Regions from separate parts of the Mus musculus genome. Here region 1 is linked to region 2. The links are chromatin contacts, found by Hi-C or POLR2A ChIA-PET in ENCODE. All regions are on one chromosome and are shown on one strand. The core of a region is the stretch at or near the end of the contact, and the rest is flanking DNA. Distances in the headings are between cores, read along the strand shown. Region 1 holds the start of Zfp354b (zinc finger protein 354B). Region 2 holds the start of Zfp354c (zinc finger protein 354C).

Region 1 (6,846 bases), core at 2,341-4,840, 100 kb before region 2:
CCAGGTAGCTCCTGTGTAGTTTAGATTTTTAAAATCTTAATTTTAATAAGGCTTTTTAAAAATGCTTTAACTTCCCTTCTAGCCCACCACCCACCAGAGGTAGTGGGAAAGAAAGGTTATTAGGTTATGGGAAAAGCGGACTTGTTTAGAAATTGGTCATTAGAGCAAATCTAATCTGTGTTGTCAGGAAATCAGCAGTTTAGTTCATAGAAATCAGTAGCAGCTCGATCCACTCACAAACAGTTCATGAATATACTAGTAGTCCAGTTTAGTAGTGTTGGGATAGCAAACATGAATCAGCAGTGGTGGCATGACCCAGCAGAAACAGCCAGGTCTCTGTGAAATCAGCAAGAGTCAGCAGGAGGAACCAGGACCACTAGGGACACCAGGAGTTCTTTGCCATGCATCTCTTCATGATGTGAAAATCAGTGACGATGAAGATGTGCAACCAATGAAACATTGTAAAGCTAGTTATGCAAGTAAGTCCCTGCCTCTGTCCGTTGAGTCTTATATATCTCCCTCTAAACATTACATGCCCTCTATAGGTCTCGTCTCACCATGTGTCTCATCTCAGTAAAACTCTGCATGAGCCTGTACCAGCTAACATCATTCTGTCAATCGGCCTGAGTCCGTGGAAACAGCAAGATGCCGCCAGAACATCACCAAAAGTCTTTTGGTGTGCTTTTCTCTATGTTGTCATTATAAATGGAGCTCAGCTATGCAGTGTAAGGTGAACCAATATTTGTGTGTGGTTAGTGAAGAATCTTTCATCAGGTATCTTTTTACATGTTTGCTTTAGTAAAACTTCCTTTCCTTTTTTTTGTTCGTTTTTTTTGTTTGTTTGTTTGTTTTTTTTGTGTTTTTTTTTCGAGACAGGGTTTCTCTGTATAGCCCTGGCTATCCTGGAACTCACTTTGTAGACCAGGCTGGCCTTGAACTCAGAAATCCACCTGTCTCTGCCTCCCGAGTGCTGGGATTAAAGGTGTGTGCCACCATGCCCGGCGTAAAACTTCCTTTCACCTGTGTCCACTTTAGTGAAACATTCCTTCATGCATCTGTTTTAGCAAAACATTCTTTTACTTGTATCTGCTTCAGGAAAATACCTTTTTTTTAAAGATTTATTTATTGATTATATGTAAGTACACTGTAGCTGTCTTTAGACACTCCAGAAGAGGGAGTCAGATCTCGTTACGGATGGTTGTGAGCCACCATGTGGTTGCTGGGATTTGAACTCTGGACCTTCGGAAGAGCAGTCGGGTGCTCTTACTCACTGAGCCATCTCACCAACCCAGGAAAATACCTTTTGACATAGCTGACTTTTTAAAGAAAGCAGAAGTTGCCGGGCAGTGGTGGTGCACGCCTTTAATCCCAGCACTTGGGAGGCAGAGGCAGGTGGATTTCTGAGTTCGAGGCCAGCCTGGTCTACAGAGTGAGTTCCAGGACAGCCAGGGCTACAACAGAGAACCCTGTCTCGAAAAAAAAAAGAAAAAAAGAAAAAGAAAAGAAAGAAAAAAAGAAAAGAAACCTGGATGACAGAGTTCAGAGGGCACATCTGGAGGATTACCAGAACTCAGAAGAAAACTGGGAGAATATTGGAGAATCGAAGGCAATTAAAATAATAATAGGGAGAACTCAAGAGTCAGTGATGAGAAGACCCCAGGAATTAGTCTTAGTGATGAGAAGACCCCAGGAATTAGTCTTGTGATGAGAAGACCCCATGAATTAGTCTTAGTGATGAGAAGACCCCAGGAATTAGTCTTGAGCAACACCAGCATTTTATAAGCCGAGAAAGGGGCTCATCAGGAAGACAGTTCTGCCGCAGGAGAATTAGGAAATTCCTGTCACTGTAATGAATGCTTACAGTATTGGGTTAACGGTAGCTACAGAGAGTAGGAGCTAAGACTACTCATTCACGCCAGTGCCATGAGACCAAAACAAGAACAAGTATCTCAGAAGGTAATGGGAGGCAGAAACAGAAACTACACCTTGCAGAACTGTGAGTTCTGTTTGCAGTTAAGACAGTCAAGAAGTTCCTGGTTGTCCTGTGTTAAGTCTTTACAGGGCAAGGCTTCTCATAGTTATTAAGAAGTTTATGTTTGTCTTGTGTTAAATCCTAGTTAGTAAGTTTCTGTTTGTCCCTAGTTAAGTCCTTGTTAAATAATGTTTCTATTTGTAATTAAGAGTAACTTTGTGTTTCTTAGATCTGATGTGAACTGCTTGCAATTCCATTCAATATGTATCCTTGCCTCTGTTCCTCCCTTTTTCATTGTATCCTTTTAACTCTGGCCCCTGTGAACACCTTATCCTGTAAGAGATAAGGCTCAGCAATGGCCTGGGTGACGGGGGAGGGGTGGTGGTACCCTCCCCCACCCTGTCCCTTACCATCTGAGGTAGCACCTGGAGGGCATGAGAGTAGGAGAGCCGGTCCTGCCCTGTCACTGACTGCAGCACTCTGGAGAGCAGGCCCTACAGCTCATCTGGGCAACTCAGTGAAGATGCCCTGATGACAAAGGTGCTGGTGAGCTGACCCAAAGGCATGGGAGTAGGAGAGGTGATTCTGCCTTCTGCTGACTGTGGCATTGGGTGGCCTTGCTGAACAGTACTGGAGAGTTTACCCTGGTGATTCAGATAAGGGGCAGCCATTGAGCTCATCAACTCAGCTGCCACCCAGGCCCAGATCCAGGGCTCTGGTTGTCCCTTCCTAAAATCTGTATCATGTGTGAATTGTTGGGGCACATGAAAGGGCCAGTCCTGCCGATCCAAAGCTGTTACAGGATCTTTAACACACAGGGTGACAACAGGATAATTGGGAGGAGTCTCAGTGAGGGTCCAATATTGATGGTGTCATAGAAGCCAGAGATCTTGAACCAGATCAATGACTCATTACAACAAACATTTGCAAATGAAGATATGTGGACAGAGGGATGTACTGTATTGTGTGTCACACTGGCATACTATGGCTTCCACAATCATATTTTCTATGCTTTGGAGTGTGTGTGTGTGTGTGTGTGTGTGTGTGTGTGTGTGTTGTACATTGTACTCAGACCAGAGGTTAATATCAGGCGTCTTCATCTATCATTTTCCATTCATTCATTCATTCATTCATGTATTCATTTATTCATTCATTTTTATTTTAAATCCCAGAGTGCCAGGTTTCAGCTAGCCTTTCTTTTGCATTTTCCTGTAACACCCTCTGAGTCTAAATCAATATATAATTATTTCCACAGCTCACTGTCTACACTTTATCCTACTAAAAACCACTGCTTACCAAGTGAGGTCCCTTTTGTTCTTTGATTTATTTCAAAAGGCTTACAACATGATGTTAATACGTAACTGCCAGTCTGTTTCTGGCCGCTGTGGGCTGGCCTTACCCCATCCACACAAATGGAATTAAAATGCATACCACATCTAAGACTTCACAGAGCTAGTGACCCGGGGCCTTTTGGGAGTTTGGGGAGGGGGGGCTCTCCACCGCAGCTGCGCACCAAAGCGGTCAACTTTATATCCCAGAATCCTTGAGTCCCGAGGTAAACTACATTTCCCAGAGGCCTCTGCATCAGCTATCCTCATTATTCCCCCCTCCAGCCCCGCCCCCTGTGAGATCTATCAGGCCGCCGGGTGTCTGTGGCTCGATTCTCTGCCCTGATCTAGCTCCCCAGTCTGAGTCTCCAAGCGTGGCAGCTGCGAGCCTTCATGAGGCGTGGCGGGAGCAGGGGGGAGGTGAGCGGCCAGGCTGGAGGACACGGAGGCCTGTGGCGACTTCAGCGTGGGCCGCCATGAGTCACTGGTCCCCTTTCTGGAGTTTTCTCTGGGGATGTGGAAATTGATCCCTTGACAGCAGCAGAGCAGTTGGGTGGGCTGCACGTGGAGTGGGCCCGTGGTCAGATCTAAACGGGTGAAAAACGTTTGTGTTCCCACTGTGGCTGCACTCTGGCCTCAGTGCACTCTGATCTGAAGGGGGTTGGCACTGCCAACTGAGCTGGGGTGAACAGCATAGGGTGATGCCTGACTCGCGGAGGCATAGTGAGTCTCCTCGGTGACATGGAGTCCAGTGTCGCCTGAGTCTTGTTTCTGAAAATCTAGAGACCAGAAGAGTGGTGACCTGTCAATTCTCTGCCGCCCGCCCCCAGCTCCCGCTTTCCGTTCTGGAAGCAGAAGCGCCAGGCTCAGCTGGTGGAACGCATTCGGAGATGCGGCTTCTGAGGGGTGCGAAGCAATCTTTCTTTCTTCTTCCCTCAGATCGCATTTTTGGACACTGTACCCATCTTTGAGAAAAGCCCAGAAAGTGAGCATGGCTCCAGAGCAAAGGGAAGGGAAGTCTCAGGTGAGCGCATTGCCGTCTCAGTTCATGGCAGGAGTATTTTATATGGTTTTGGTTTTCCTTCCAGACTGAGGCTCTCCGCCCAGTAGACCCTTCACCAGGACTTGGTGCTCTTGGAGGAGCTGGTTGTCTAGGAAGCACACTGCACGCTCGCTCACAGTATATTGCGTTGCTGTTAGCTGATCCCGGTCTGTTGTGCTTACTACATTGACAGCGACATGCAGATGTCCGTTATCACTAGGGACACAGCTGGCGGAAGTCCTTTCTGGTCTGCTTCCCTCATGTTTATTTTTCTCAGCCCTCACCTGGATTGCCCATCTATTTCTTTTTGCCCTTAAGAATGCTTGCGGCGCTCCTCCATCCCGTGGTTCCCCTCCTATACTCTGTAGATCCTAGGTTTGGATTGTACCATTCTTGTGAAAACAACTACTCTTGACCTGCCATTTGGAGGAGCGGGAATATAGAGCTGCCCCCATCGAGGTGAGCTGCTGCGTGGACAGGGGAAAGCCATACTGCAGGGGACACAGTGTCAGGAGCCTCACTCTGAGAGCAAGGAGACGACTTATCAAGAAGCCATGAAGAGGGTTTCCTGGGATATTTGACAGAAAATTAGAAAGCACAGTGGGAGGCTCAAGACCGTTGATTTTTACCCTACCCCCTCTGTTACCATCTGTGGGCCTTAAATCAGTAAGTCTAACTTCTGTGTCTCAGTTCCCTTACCAATAAAATAAAAATAACAGCATCCCCTTGTAGGATTCTTGTTCTGGAGTGAGGACCGAAGCAGGAGATGGTGTGTGGGTCTTACCAGACCAGCTACACAGCTTTTTTTTTTTTTTTTTTTTTTACATTGTTGAAATGATTTCTACACATGCCTGTGTGCTGATTAGATCGGAAAGTCTTTAAGGCAAAGATTATCGTTTGTATTCTCTCCATAGTAAGTTATTTTTCCTACAGGCACTGCATGCATGTGAAAACGCAGAGTAAGGAATCTTGCTGGACATGGTGGTGCAGGGTTTTAATCCCAGTACCAGGGAGGCAGAGGCAGGTAGATCTCTGTGAGGTTGGGGCTAGTCTGGTCCACCATACCAAGTTCCAGGCCACTCAGAGCTTCATAGATTGTCTCAAAAACCAAGAACCCAAGAGACCTTTTGCCAGAAGAACTTCTAATTACCATGATGTACTTGCGCTATTGGCCATAATCCCTGTACAGAAAGCCAGGATCTGACTCACTGCTGTTGTTTGCGTGTCTGTCACCGGTTGAATTGATGACTAAATGGTAGATGACCTAGCCTCTTCAGAACCCTCAGTGACATCATTTCACGATGGCCTGTCCACCTTCCACACTGTCACCTCCCTCGTGCTGTATGAGGCTGCTGAGATGGAACGGCTTTCCCTCACAGGTGTCGGTGACGTTTGAAGACGTGGCCGTGCTCTTTACCCGGGATGAGTGGAAGAAGCTGGTTCCCTCTCAGAGAAGCCTGTACCGTGAGGTGATGCTGGAGAACTACAGCAACCTGGCCTCGCTGGGTAAGAGAGTGCCCTGTGGGCAGAGACTCACAATCGAGACCTCAGTGCCTTCTTCCCCGAATGAAGACTGTGGTCATTAAAACACTCTAGCTGAGGTTTGCTGTCCGGCTGCACAAACCAGATCTCTAGTAAACATTGAAACTTTTTTTCCACTTCCAGGTGTCTAAATGCCCCAAATAGGAGAACATAGGGGGTTGATACTCATACTGTTCCCCGCTGTCTGCAACTTGACAGTAGAAATTCCTCCAGTGTTGACGCAGCAGTATTCATGTTACATTTATTCTGTGTTGCCTGTAAACAAAGTCTTCCCTCAGCCCCCCTCTCCTGTTTCCTGCCTTTCCCACTTCTTTTTCCAGTCAAATGCTGTGCACACTATTCTAGAAAAGAAATCAAATGGTTTCTTCACTTTAAACAGTCTTCTTGACACGTAATCCTCTTCACAGTTACTGTCTGTATTTATTCTATCTGCACACCCGACAGCCCTTTTCTAGAATGCTAAAGCTGCCCGTTTATAGAATTTCCATAATGTGCAATTAGTTCTCCCAGTTCTCTCCTGTGAGCCACTTGGCCTCTGCCTGACACATCCTGTCACGTGACAATGAACAGCTTAAGTACCCAGTAGAAGTGTAGCTGGGTTCCCCCGCGCATCTAATGCTTGTCCACTTTAAAACAAGACCAAGTCTTTTTAGTGTTATTGCTACTTTTGTTTGCGATTAGGATTCCCATTTACCAAACCAAAGATGATCTCCGTGTTGCAACAAGGAGAAGAACCCTGGAAATCAGAGAAAGAAAGTCATGGATGCTCCCCTCTTGGTAAGTGGGTGGGCCTGAAATACCCCAGAATCGCTGCAAAATAAGAACAGAGGGGTAGCCTCGGTGCCTGGAGACCGAGCTGTGCCAGCAAGTTGCTTTTCAGTGACAGGAATCCTAGGGGGAGGACCAAGGGATGACAGGAATCCTAGGGGGAGGACCAAGGGATGAGAAGATAAAGGAGATAG
Region 2 (6,681 bases), core at 2,523-5,022:
TGGGCATAAAAATGACAATACCAAAATCCTGCCAGCACTTAGTTGTCTGCCTGTACAAAATTAACAGTTGAAAACACAGAGACACGCCTCAATACAATTTGAGGAAGGTCAGCCCAACAAATTCACTAAGCTGAGAAGAAAACCACCCTGAGTATGTAGGTGTATTATTTCTTGAATTGTCTTCCCACAATTTACCACCTCTGGTTCAGACCCAAAGGCACTCTAAGGCACAAAATGCCTGCCGTCTCCACTTGCTTTTCTCAGAGAGCAATTGCCTTTGCTGTATTAAATTGTGAGGTGAGGTTCCTTGGACAAATGCATTTCAGATTTTATTTTTACACACACACACACACACACACACACACACACACACACACACACACTCACACACACACACGCTTACACACACACGCTCATTCACACACACACACATGCACACATACTCACACACAACACACACACACTCTCACACACACTGACACACACACACACACGCTCACACACACACACACACACACACACAGTTTGTTAGAAATGAGAAATTACTTCACAGTGTAGCACGGTGCTCCCTGTAGCAGATGTGCTCTGTTTATATAGACTTCTCGAGTCAGCTTCTTAAGCCTATGACATTTCTAGAGCTTCCTGAGCCGCGAGAGCCTCTTTTTTCCCTGTTCCCATTCCAGGTAAGCTCAAAGCACATAACAGCACCCTCTCCACTCTTCTCTTCTGCAACCTTCCCTGTGCCTTAGAGCCATACAGATGTCTGTCTGATTGTTGTCTTCCATTCATGGCTTGAGGCTCAGTATACCACAGCAACATTCAGTATTCTTAGTGCCATGACAAACTGTGACCCACAACTACCTCCCACTGGGGAGGGGTGTTTCCCAGGTCAGGAGAAATTGCAATCCCATGGTTAAAACAGTTCTCTACATAGTGAGAATTTTTGTTTCTTTTAAAACATAGTACTGTTTTGGGAATATGTTTTTTTTTTTTTTTAATCCCAGGTGTGGGGCTGCTTCAGACTGTCCACAGCAGCTGACATGATTTGCCTCATGCTCTGGCAGGGTACATGATTCTTCCAGCTGCAGATAGTTTCTGCAAGTGTATGGCGGTTGGAATTCTGAGGACTCTTAAGAGAGTATATAAATACAAGAGCCCCTGAGAGAGATGTGGCAGCTCACCCCTCTCCTGCTGTTTGCATTGCTGGTTTCTGGTTGGCGATATCCTGACTACAAAGATCAAAATTGCCCCCAAGGAGTTCAAAGGTCCTCATCAGCAGGAAGTAGTCTAATGACATCATCACCCCCTCTCCCTCTATCCTTTCTCTCCTACCTAGTGTTGGGGGTTTGGAGGGGATAAGGGTGGGGAAGGTAAGAGAAAAAAAGAACGCACAAAGAAGCCAAAAGTCAGGTTATAGTACCACTCTTGCGAAAGGCCCTGGTTCAATTCCCAGCACTCATGTTGGGTGATTTCTAACTTGCTGTAACTTCAGCTCCAGGGCATGAAAGCTTTTGGCTTTCATGGACATCTAAACTCATATGAGAGTATACACACTTAAAAAAAAAGTTTTCTCCCACAACCAATGTTAATAGCTGCGGTTTTCTATTCCCATAATCTCAAATGGTTCGAAGGTATGTAGTACCTATTAAACAAAATAACAGCAGTAGTTTCCCTTACTGGGGACTAGGATCTCCCCAGCCACAGGTTTTGCCCTGGAAAATAGAAGTTTTCTCCAGTGAAACAGGCTTTAAATGAAAATGGACAATCCTGGCTGTACCCATACTATGTTCGTAGCTGAACAAGAATATTGGCATCGGCTCTACCCCAGGAGCCTGCACAGCTGCTTTTGAGCACTTTGACAATGAGCTAGCACATGGAGATATCTTCCAGCTCAGGCCAAGCCTGAATTCTCCATGCTCCTGCAACGAAAGAACGTGACATCTCCAGCAACAGGAACTCTCATTTAGTTCTGGAAACAAACAAAAACAACAACAAAACCAGAAACAATTGCTTTTGTAGGGTAAGAGGGCCTCTATGGCCAGTGATACTGATAGAGGCAACACATACCTGAAACTGGGATTTTTTTTTCACTCAACAGACTGTGGCTTCTGAGAGAGCCTCGGTTTAGCAATGAAGGGCTATTTAAACACCTTCACTGCTGAGTTTTTGTTGTTCTTTAGGCTGACTTCCCAGATCAGAAATATAAACTTGAGAGAGTTAAGGTTATGTTTTTCTTTTAAACAAACAAACAAAACAAAACAACGAAACCCTAGAGGTTAGAGGTAGGCAGGATCTCTGAAGGTCCATTGCTGTCCCAACCAAATGGAAATTGATTTTAGGATTCAGCAGCTAGCTGGATTTAAAAAAAAAAAATCAAAAGGCATTCAATCAATTACTTTTATTTTTTAATCCTCCTGCTTTCTGAAGCCATCCTGGGATGCACATCAAGGCCCATGTCACATTGTTTTCTGTGTATTGTATACAGTAAAAATAAACTACAATGTGTTTAGCAAATTGTATCTTATATCTTGGGTATCCTAGGTTTGGGGCTAATATCCACTTATCAGTGAGTACATATTGTGTGAGTTCCTTTATGAATGTGTTACCTCACTCAGGATGATGCCCTCCAGGTCCATCCATTTGGCTAGGAATTTCATAAATTCATTCTTTTTAATAGCTGAGTAGTACTCCATTGTGTAGATGTACCACATTTTCTGTATCCATTCCTCTGTTGAGGGGCATCTGGGTTCTTTCCAGCTTCTGGCTATTATAAATAAGGCTGCTATGAACATAGTGGAGCATGTGTCCTTCTTACCAGTTGGGGCGTGGACACTATGCCCCCCCTTAGAATTGGGAACAAAACACCCATGGAAGGAGTTACAAAGACAAAGTTTGGAGCTGAGATGAAAGGATGGACCATGTAGAGACTGCCATATCCAGGGATCCACCCCATAATCAGCATCCAAACGCTGACACCATTGCATATACTAGCAAGATTTTATCGAAAGGACCCAGATGTAGCTGTCTCTTGTGAGACTATGCCGGGGCCTAGCAAACACAGAAGTGGATGCTCACAGTCAGATAATGGATGGATCACAGGGCTCCCAATGGAGGAGCTAGAGAAAGTACCCAAGGAGCTAAAGGGATCTGCAACCCTATATGTGGAACAACATTATGAACTAACCAGTACCCCGGAGCTCTTGACTCTAGCTGCATATGTATCAAAAGATGGCCTAGTTGGCCATCACTGGAAAGAGAGGCCCATTGGACACGCAAACTTTATATGCCCCAGTACGGGGGAACGCCAGGGCCAAAAAGGGGGAGTGGGTGGGTAGGGGAGTGGGGGTGGGTGGGTATGGGGGACTTTTGGTATAGCATTGGAAATGTAAATGAGCTAAATACCTAATAAAAAATGTAAAAAAAATAAACTACAATGATTAGTGATGTGGGCTAGGGTTCTCCTAGAGTTTTGTTTTGTTTTACTTTTTTTGGTTTTAGTCTCGCTATGTAGTCCTGGCTGTCCACATGTAGTCAGTCAGGCTGGCCTGGTACCTATGGGTACCTCGCTCCTAAACCCTAAATTCCACTTTTGTCCTGTCACATCACTTCACCCTCCTAGCAAACAAGTCTGAGGGACTGACTGAGAGAGCAGGGACAGGCTTGCTGGATTTGCAGTGCAACACGACCCGACTCAGCTTTCAGAACGCGCCTGGCCCCGGTGCCTTCTGGGAGGTGTAGTCAGAAAAGACCTCAGGCATGCCGGGAGTAGTAGTTCTCTGGGGCTTCTCCCGGTGGCGGGGCTGCTCGCGGCGTTTTGGGGGGCTCCTGGTGGAGGTGATCCTGACTGTGCTAGGAGAGAGCGTCTGGGGCCGACATCCTCGAGACTGCTCGTGCTGAGAGTGGTGGGAGCGAGCGCCGGCGTCCGTGAGTGGGGTGAAGAGGGGCGACCGGGGCGTAGCGGGCGGTGGGCTTCCCGGCGAGCCCGGCGCGGCCTGGCGACTGCTCTGCGGCCTCAGGCTCGGGGATCTTTCTGCGGGTTTGGCCCTCCACGAAGCGTGGCTGGGACCAAACTGCGGATCCAGAGGCCTGTGCATCTTCTGTAGCATCTTAGCTATGCAGATCATAAAATCAACAGCCGATACCTAGCAGTCTAATCTAACTTAATGAATTAGCGCATCTAATAGCAAGTTACAGGCCCCTTGGCCCTTCATTGTGCCTATGGTGCAGAAGAAGAAACCAAGGCACATTGTGGCCCGAGAGTTCTCTGAGTCTTGATCGGAGCCTTAGACTGAAAGCAGAATTTCCTTCCCATTTGTGATGCTTGCTGTCTTGTCACTTTGGGCAGGCTGTGAACCTCCTGGCTGTCCACCTCAGCCACGTCGACAGCACAGCCCCACCTCTGCTGCACAGAGGACTGGTTCCAGGAATTCCCAAACAGCCAACACTTAAGTTCTTGCGGTAGACAGACACAGCATTTGCAGAGAGCTTGGACACATTATCCTTTGTACTTTAAATCAGTCCTGCCCAACCTTTTGACATTGCCACGAATCTTGTACAAGGTGCTAAAGGGTCTGTAGGTGGGTGTGGAGGGATCAGTGTAAGAAAGAAGAAGAGTGATTAATATACAGAAGGGATGTAGTTTTGGCAGGTTGGCTTTGTCAGTGTTCCTGTCATTTGGTACCATTATGGGTGGGTTTTAAAACTTAATTTATTTTCATGTGTGTATGTTTGTGTCTGTTTGTGTGTCTGTGCCCATGAGCACACAGTACCTAAGGAAGCCAGAGAGGATGTTGGATCCCCTGTAGTTACAAGTAGCTGTGGATAGCCCAATGTGGGTGCTGATAATCAAACTTCTTTGCGAACAAGGGAAGTGCTTTTAATCACACAGCCACTTCTCCAGACCCCTTTGTGGGTGGCTTTACCCTCCTGGCTCCAAGCCTTCCCTTTGTACCAGAATTCCTTACTACACCTTTTTTTTTTTTTTCTTCCCAGGCATATTTGGTCAGCACTCGGCTCTCCTTTGGCAGAAAAACTAAGAAGGGAAATGGCTGTGGATTTGCTGGCTGCCCGAGGCACAGTAAGTGAAGCTTGTCTTTGCATAAATTGCTTTCTGACTCAGATGTGGATGTGTTTCCATTTTCTGCCCCTGCCAATTTTTTCCCTTGCAAAATTAGCATTTAACAGGGGTATGCAAACTCCAGTTTGAAGCTGACCTGCAAAGAAAAGATACAAAAGCCTCCCTCCTCACACTTATCAAAGGATTCTGCCAGGCCCAGCACAGATGATAGCCACCACCTCATAAGACCTCCCAGGTGCTTTCTTTTTTTATACAGGGAGTCCTTCAGATGGAGTGCCTACCCCATTGTGTTAGCCAAAGACAGAGCTGTGAAGGTCTCCCTACCATTGGATCTCTCCTCTGGCTCAATCCCAGAATTCTCTCTTCTCCCTCATGTCCCATTTCCTAATTTCCTGCCTAAACCAAAGGCTTATTTATTATTTATTTTTTAAATTATTTCTATTTTTTATTTTATGTTATTTATTATATTATATTTTATTTATTATTATTATTATTTATTATCAACAGGTACCACATCCATACAGACATAAAACATAATTTAAAATATCTTCTGTGGCCTTCAGTTGCCAGGGAAATTTGGCCCTTTCTTTTGGGTTCTTAACTTCATTAATAAAAGAACCTAGACATGTACTCAGAAGCTTGAAGAAAATGTTATTAGAGGCTGAGAAAAATAACAGTTCAGGCAAGCAGTAAGTCTTGGCAGCTGCCAGGAGGAGTGAGATAGGAACAAGAAAGGCAGGTTCAGCAACGGAGATCAGCAGGCTCCTGATGGGCAAACTGTACATGTTAGGCCTGGTTCTTCCTCCCAGACCCATGCTCTCAGAAGTAAGACTGAGACTCAAAATATAGTTACACATACCTTGGCCATGTAGCTAGGCTCTGCTCTGAATAGATCATAACTAAAATAACCCAATTATTTTAACCTACGTTCTGCCACCTGGCTGGTTACCTGTGCTCAGGTACCATGTGTCTGTCTCCTCACATCTTTCCAAGTGGATCTCTCACCTGGCACTGTCCCAGAACTCTCTCCTCCCAGATGTTACACTTCCTATGTCCTGCCTAAGCCATAAGCCGTCAGATTTATTATTGACAGGTACTACATCCCACAGCAGACAGTTGTGTGGTGGGGGAAGTAGCTTTTGAGAATGGGTGAGAAACCCCAGAATGCCAAGGAAACCATGTTTAGGATTTTGGCCAAAAAGAAAAAAAGATAAATAAAAAGAAAAGTTACAGTTTTTGGAATAACTGAAAGTTGGGCAAGCTCCAAGGTGGCACTGCCCAAAGGCTTCTGGGAAGGCCGAGCACATTATTTCATTAAGGGATAATCACTCCTCCTTGTCTTTAGCCTGTCTTCAAGTGAACCAGAGTTTGGCGGTGAGAAGGTGGATAGAGGCAAACTCTGGCCAGGTGATTGACAGGCCCAGCTTAATTACCTCTTTAATTCTTTTGGAAAAACAATTATTTTTTTTATGTGTATGGATGTTTTGCCTGCATGTATGTCTGTGCACCATGTTGCCAGTTGCCCGTGAAGGCCAGAAGAGTTTGCCATATTCCCCTGGAACTGGAGTTATATATGGTTGTGAGACACTGTAGGTGCTGCGAAT

Evidence for each region. A loop is a pair of places that touch in the nucleus more often than their neighbours do. ChIA-PET counts read pairs that join two places held with the same protein, here RNA polymerase II (POLR2A).
Region 1: a map of gastrocnemius shows a loop between it and region 2 (5-fold over the local background). The contact joins the promoter of Zfp354b here to the promoter of Zfp354c in region 2. A Hi-C loop is called at or near these places in 10 of 37 maps with a recorded cell type or tissue (gastrocnemius, heart and left cerebral cortex). POLR2A ChIA-PET finds 5 or more read pairs at or near these places in 1 of 5 experiments (Patski).

The regions. Positions count from the first base shown.
Region 1 is chr11:50,928,379-50,935,224 of GRCm38, reverse strand. Zfp354b (zinc finger protein 354B) reads left to right here and starts at 3,590. Exons shown (of 5, transcript NM_013744.3): 1 at 3,590-3,720; 2 at 4,240-4,324; 3 at 5,722-5,848; 4 at 6,566-6,661. The coding sequence starts at 4,292.
Region 2 is chr11:50,824,822-50,831,502 of GRCm38, reverse strand. It overlaps Zfp354c (zinc finger protein 354C), which reads left to right and starts at 3,772. Exons shown (of 5, transcript NM_013922.4): 1 at 3,772-3,924; 2 at 4,993-5,077. The coding sequence starts at 5,045. It also overlaps a transcript of Zfp879 not described here.